2 separate regions of the Homo sapiens genome follow, and region 2 is linked to region 1. Evidence: chromatin contacts called from ENCODE Hi-C or POLR2A ChIA-PET data. All regions are on one chromosome and are shown on one strand. Each heading gives the region's core, a stretch centred on a gene start or an enhancer-like site at or near the end of the contact. The rest is flanking DNA. Distances are from core to core; before and after follow the strand shown. Region 1 overlaps MLXIP (MLX interacting protein). Region 2 overlaps CLIP1 (CAP-Gly domain containing linker protein 1).

Region 1 (3,300 bases), core at 292-2,791:
GCAAGAAGCTTATCTTGCTCTCTTGGCTCTCTCACTTTCGCTGCTTTTCCCTGTGCCTAAGGTCTCCTGCTGCCTAAGGTCGGCCACCTAAGGTCTACCACCACAGGCCCTCGGATGGGATCTGTCCAGTCATTTCTCATGAAGATGCCCTTTGTCTGTCTGTGTGAGGCTGGTTTGTCCAGTGCTGAGTTTAGTTGGCAGTGTAGAACTTTGGTATGGATGACAGACAAATGACTCAAAACCAGTTGTCTGGGCTGTAGTCTGTGGCACAGAAAGAAACTAGAGGAAGGTGAGTTTCTGACCCCAGCTCTCCTAGTGAGAACTGCTACCTGGCTTTCAGGGAAGGAAGGTTGAGATCGGAGGCAACGCGGGGCGTGGTGGCTCATGCCTGTAGTCCCAGCACTTTGGGAGGCCGAGGTGGGGGATTGCTTGAGCCCAGGAGTTCAAGATCAGCCTGGGCAATGTAGCAAGATCCCCATCTCTAAAAAAGAAAAAGAAAGAAAGAAAAAAAGGGATTGGGGGCAGGGCAGAAAGAAGACTTAACCTCAGAGCCTGTCTGGCTTCCATCCTGGTGGGGTTCATGCCTTCCCTGCCGGCTGTCTGGGTCCTCCCCTCCTGCCCGAGCTGAGAAAGGCCAGCTGGGTCTCCTCTTCTGTGTGACTGTTTCTGGCCTAGGTTCTTTCTAACTTCAACTTCCTGTCTGTCCTCTGGCCTCTTCGTTCTAGCTGTCTAACTCTCCGTGGTACACTCTGCTTTTTGTTGTTGTTGTTTGATTTCCTGTTAGCTGCTGCCTCCCAGCTGTTTCCAGATGAGGTTCAACAGCTCTCTGGGGAGGAACTAAGTGCAGGGGAAGTTGTGGTTATTTTTTACCGAGTCCTGAGAAGTGGCCTAGGGATTCTGACTGTGATCCATTCCTGAACTGGCAGGGCTTCACCTCCTGAAGGGTCTTTGCCCGGGGCTGACTTTGGGTGTGGAACAGGGTGTTTGAGGACTTGGATATGAGTGTGCCCAGGGCCTGCTGGGTAGGGAACCGTGCAGATGGGATTCCTTGTCCTTCTCACTCAGTTTTGCTGAGAAGCCCTGTGGCGAAGGGTCTTGATTTGGTCCAGAAACATGTGCTCAATTATTGGGACATTTTGGAGAGAAGGGGTTGCCTTTCCCCGAGGCAAACCAGGTGTTAATGATGGAAAAAATCCTTATTTTTCCTTAGACTTATCTGAAGTCTAAGAATGCTATTCAATGGGAAAGATAAAATTTCCCTGCAAGGTGGAAGTGAGGATCAGCAGAGATAACCTCTGGGAATGGAGCTGGGAATGGGGCTAGTGCCTGGCAAGTAACACACAAGAGGAGGGTTTAACGGGCTCCGCATAGCAAGTGGGTTATGGCAGAATTTTAGTTCTGCATCTGCATTCATCTGACATTTATGAGGAGCCCGTGTCTTATCTATGAACTGAAGGAAATAGTGTATCTAACCAGGGTCTTAGCTGAGCTTTCAAATGCCTGCTTGACAAATACTAAATAGAAGCATTCTTGATTTGGCCGGGTGCTTTCTGAGGCTCTACAATGGAGCTATGTACTGTAGAACATAGTTCATGGTTCTTGCCCTCTTGACACTGTAAGGAATGTCACACATGTATATCCTTCACACAGAATTTCCTTTTTTTGAGATAGGATCTCGCTCTGTTTCCCAGTCTGGAGGATAGTGATGTGATCACAGCTCACTGCAGCCTTGACCTCCCAGGCTCAAGCAGTCCTCTTGTCTCAGCCTCTTGAGTAGCTGGGACTGCGGGCACGCACTACTATGCCTGGCTAATTTTTTATTTTTTGTAGATATGGGGTGTTGCTATGCTTCTCAGGATGGTCTTGAACTCCTGGCCTTAAGCAGTCCTTCCACCTCAGCCTTCCAAAATGATGAGATTCTAGGAGTGAGCTATTGTGCCCAGCCCCCACCTACAGATTCTGAACACTTCTAGTGTGTACCTTTTTGTGGTTGGTTTTGGTTCCATTTCTTTGCCTTTTTAGAAACTCCTTATTTCAGGGAGCGTTGGTATGAATATTTCCGGTGGTGGGGGGAAGAGATAGTCTTTTTCTGTATTTAGAGATAAGCAGTTTCTGGAAAATAGGTTTCTGTTTAAGAAGTGGGTGTTTGGAGAGACTTAAATTAGGGCTTGTAAGATAGCCTTGGGATGTAAGTTTCTAAAAAGTGGCCCCCTCCACGAATGCTTTGTATAGTAACCCTTCATTCTTTTTTTTTTTTGAGACGGAGTTTCGCTCATGTTGCCCAGTCTGGAGTGCAATGGTGCGATCTCGGCTCACTGCAACCTCTGCCTCCTGAGTTCAAGTGATTCTCCTGCCTCAGCCTCCCAAGTAGCAAGGATTACAGGCATGCACCACCATGCCCGACTAATTTTGTATTTTTAGTAGAGATGGGGTTTCTCCATGTTGGTCAGGCTGGTCTCGAACTCCCAACCTCAGGTGATCTGCCTGCCTCAGCCTCCCAAAATGCTGGGATTACAGGCGTGAGCCACCGGGCCCGGCTAACCCTTCATTCTTGATCAAAGCGGGAATCTGTGCCAGACTTAAGGAGTAGCAAGGGCTAAAGGTTAGAGCACTGTGTCCTCCAAACTTTGAATTTTCAGTAGAGGTACTGTCTAATGCTAAGCACAGTTAACCAGTTGTAAATGGAAACCTTTCATGCAAATACTAAATTGGTTTTTCTCTTTTGCAGTCATACGGAAGATAAGCAGTGTTTCTTCTCCTGCGTTCTTCAGTCTTTAACCATTAGATGGTGCGCCGTTGCAGGGTGTGCACTGAGGTGGGAGCCGGGGCTGCAGAGATGAAAAAACACAGTCTCTCTCCTCAAGGGGCTCACAGGCTAGGCGTGGGGACAGATAGTTATAGAACAGTTAGTAAGGGCTGTGATAACTGTGACCTCTTGTGACACTACCGGGAAGGATATCTCAGCCAGATTGTGTGTGTGTGTGTGTGTGTGTGTGTGTGTGTGTGTGTGTGTGTGTGTTGACATGACCAGGAGCAGTGCGGATGGTTTTCCTGACATCAGGCTTCAATGTGTATCTCCCCTTTCGCTGTTAACTCTCAAAGATTACCAATTACATTACCCAACAGGAAGCCCCAGTGCTCCCCGCTTTAGCGGTGTGGGACCAAACTTCCATTGCTTGTAGACGCTGGTTGGTTCATTGCCCACATGCTGGAAGGGGAGGAAGGAGAGGAAGGGGAGGAAGACCTGGGGAAAGAGTCCAGGTGACGAGGTTAGAGGAGAGGATGGAGGGAGGTTATTTT
Region 2 (3,300 bases), core at 281-2,780, 270 kb after region 1:
GTCTCGAACTTCTGACCTCAAGTGATCCACCCGCCTCAGCCTCCCAAAGTGCTGGGATTACAGGCGTGAGTCACTGCGCCCAATCAGGCCATGTCTAAATGATTCCAAACTTATTGAAAAAAGTCAAATCAAAGCAGACGCTCTTCACACAGTATGGCAGAGTTCACCTTCTGCTGGACACATAGTCATTCCTTTGGTTCTAAGGGTTGATACCAACATGATTATTAATAGGAAATTTTCTTCTGAGGTCATTGAAAATGAAAAGGCTGCTGGGCGCGGTGGCTCACACCTGTAATCCCAGCACTTTGGGAGGCTGAGGCAGATGGATCTCCTGAGCTCAGGAGTTCGAGACCAGCCTAGGCAACATGGTGAAACTCCATCTCTACTAAAATACAAAAAATTAGCCAGGCGTGGTGGCACATTCCTGTGGTCCCAGCTACTTGGGAGGCTGAGGCAGGAGAATTGCTTGAACCTGGGAGGCAGAGGTTGTAGTGAGCTGAGATTGCACCACTGCACTGCAGCCTGGGCAACAGAGCTAGACTCTGTCTCAAAAACAAAAAAAAAGGGGGAAAGGCCACACTTGCACCAGGAAACAGTCTGGGGTCACCTTTTCTCCTCTTCAAGCTGGTTGAGAAGCTCCACCTTCTCCCTGTCAGCAGCTTCCACCATTGTTCGCAGCTGGTCCATTTTGGCTTCCAATTCCAGGACATGCTGGGGAAGGCAAGAATGTCGGTAAATGGACTATTTCTGACCCAGATACAGACCCAGTGATACTTCTCCAAAGAGCTGTGGGTCACCATGGTGGGTGGGCGTTACTCTAAAACCTTATGTTAAAAAGCTTTCTCTATTTTAATAGGTTATTCTCAACAGCTTTCCTGGAAGATAGATGATGAAAGTGATAAAGAACAATGTTAAAACACCTCTCATCTTTTTTGAAGCTGAAACACATATTAAGAGTAATCCACAAACAGCAGCTATAATCAATCATTGGTAAGGCCCTAGTAACCAAGCTGGCCTAACACAGACAGGCCAAAAGACCCGGACACAAAGACCAAACACTAAGGTCGAATCAAGAACAAAACTTCATCTCTGTGATCATGGAAACTGGCACCCCAGACTGTAGCTTTCAAACAAGCACAGCAAAGAAATGTACACCCATTTCTTGTGCTCTCAAGTCTAGCTCCTCGGTGCCAAGCACCGGGCATGCTTCTCGGCTCCTCAGTGGCTTTAGAAACCATCACCATCTCCGCAACAAGGTCCAGACTTCACCTGGTCATGTCCGTCCCGGGCCAGAGCTAGCTCCTGCTCTATCTCCCCCACGTGGCTCGTGGCCTTGGCCACCTCCGCCCTCTCCAGATCCCGTTCCGCCAGCAGCTGCTCAATGTGCTGCTGCTTCTCCTTCAGGGCCTCCTGGAGGGCAGTGGTACCGGAGATCTTCCTGGCGTAACGGGAGGAGGTTTCAGTCAACTGTAAAGGAAAGTTAGAGAAATGAAGGGCGATGATGCTGTCAGAAAAGCGAGGGAGGCGCGATGCATGCATGGCGGGCATCTGCTCGGCAAAGCAAGGGCGCTGCTCCAGCTGGCAGGCTGGCCAGGATTAGGAAAGGCTTCCTCAAAAACACAAGACAGTGTGTGCCTTCTGTCTATAAATCTCACAAAGAATACATCAACGTAAAGAGATCAGCCAGGTGCGGTGGCTCATGCCTGTAATCCTAGCACTTCAGGAGGCCAAGGCGGGTGGATCACTTGAGGCCAGGAGTTTGAGACCTGGCCAAGATGATGAGACCCCATCTCTACTAAAAATACAAAAATTAGCTGGAGTGCAGTGGTGCGATCTCAGCTGACTGCAACCTCCACCTCCTGGATTCAAGTGATTCTCCTGCTTCAGCCTCCCAAGTAGCTGGGATCACAGGCGTGCACCACTACCGCCCAGCTAATTTTTATATTTTTAGTAGAGACGGGGTTTTGCCATGTTCGCCAGGCTGTTCTCGAACTCTAAAGTGCTAAGGTTACAGGTGTGAGCCACCGCGCCAAAGGCCATCTGCTCAGCCACTGCTGGCTCCAGATCAAGTCAGCCTTGACTTCATCTTCTGCAGTCAGAGCTGCTGCAGCTGTCGCCTGAAAGCTCTTCTCTTCATCGGTTTCCCTAGGCCCTTACTGCAAGATGCACAGGATGCAGACTTACAGCGAGGATCTTTCCTCAATTAATAACTCGGCAACTTGAGAACTACAAAAGAATCAACCTTTTGTTCTTGAAATTACTTAAACATACCAGGAAGAAACTCCTGTTGTCTTTTTTAACCATTTGACCTTGACCTTCCAATTTCATTATATAGCTAAATTATACCTTCTCTTGCTAATATTTCTTCCTGAATACATTAAATGTGTGGTTCCCAAACCATGTGCAGAGATGCCCCAGGGTGCTGAGCAAACTCACCAGTGCACTGTAGGATGTTTTAAAATTTCAAGAGAAACACAGCGACATCTGCTGGACTCTGTGCAAACTACTAGTTTGAGGCAATTCAGTCTCATTAGATTGTCCTACAGTCCTTTCAATAACATCATGTACTTTCAAAGCTGGGTTTTGGCTATTCCCATGACGAAAATGAAAGTATGATGCAAAAATCAACATGCACAGGAAATGAGGTTGGTGATGAGAAATCAGATTCCAAGGCTTGACTAGATGTGTAGAGCCCAACAGCAGCGCACACAGTAACATGAAGTCATTCTGGTTATTAAAGAATGAATTGGGTCCCTCTCCCTCTCTCCCTCTCCCTCTCTCCCTCTCCCTCTCCCCACGGTCTCCCTCTCCCTCTCTTTCCATGGTCTCCCTCTGATGCCGAGCCGAAGCTGGACTGTACTGCTGCCATCTCGGCTCACTGCAGCCTCCCTGCCTGATTCTCCTGCCTCAGCCTGCCGAGTGCCTGCGATTGCAGGCGCGCGCCGCCACGCCTGACTGGTTTTCGTATTTTTTTGGTGGAGACGGGGTTTCGCTGTGTTGGCCGGGCTGGTCTCCAGCTCCTAACTGCGAGTGATCCGCCAGCCTCGGCCTCCCGAGGTGCCGAGATTGCAGACGGAGTCTGGTTCACTCAGTGCTCAATGGTACCCAGGCTGGAGTGCAGTAGCGTGATCTCGGCTCGCTACAACCTCCACCTCCCAGCCGCCTGCCTTGGCCTCCCAAAGTGCCGAGACTGCAGCCTCTGCCCAGCCGCCACCCCGTCTGGGAAGTGAGGAGCCCCTCTGCCTGGCTGCCCAGTCTGGAAAGTGAGGAGCGTCTCTGCCCGGCCGCCATCTCATCTAG

What was found. A loop is a pair of places that touch in the nucleus more often than their neighbours do. ChIA-PET counts read pairs that join two places held with the same protein, here RNA polymerase II (POLR2A). Pooled maps may share reads with other maps.
Region 2: a pooled map shows a loop between it and region 1 (3-fold over the local background). The contact joins two enhancer-like sites. A Hi-C loop is called at or near these places in 1 of 50 pooled maps. POLR2A ChIA-PET finds 5 or more read pairs at or near these places in 2 of 52 experiments (CD4-positive, alpha-beta T cell and OCI-LY7).

Annotation. Positions count from the first base shown.
Region 1 is chr12:122,081,175-122,084,474 of GRCh38, forward strand. The region is part of intron 1 of MLXIP (MLX interacting protein); the gene reads left to right. Among named protein-coding and RNA genes, the nearest start is that of MLXIP, 4.1 kb to the left of the region's middle. RefSeq lists enhancers at 32-81, 152-201, 1,809-1,858. Within about 2 kb of position 1,542, at least 4 of the 41 ENCODE cell types and tissues checked have a DNase peak (open chromatin) inside an H3K27ac peak, as active enhancers do.
Region 2 is chr12:122,353,846-122,357,145 of GRCh38, forward strand. It overlaps CLIP1 (CAP-Gly domain containing linker protein 1), which reads right to left. Exons shown (of 26, transcript NM_001247997.2): 6 at 1,270-1,467; 7 at 608-711. Among named protein-coding and RNA genes, the nearest start is that of CLIP1-AS1, 40 kb to the right of the region's middle. Within about 2 kb of position 1,531, at least 3 of the 41 ENCODE cell types and tissues checked have a DNase peak (open chromatin) inside an H3K27ac peak, as active enhancers do.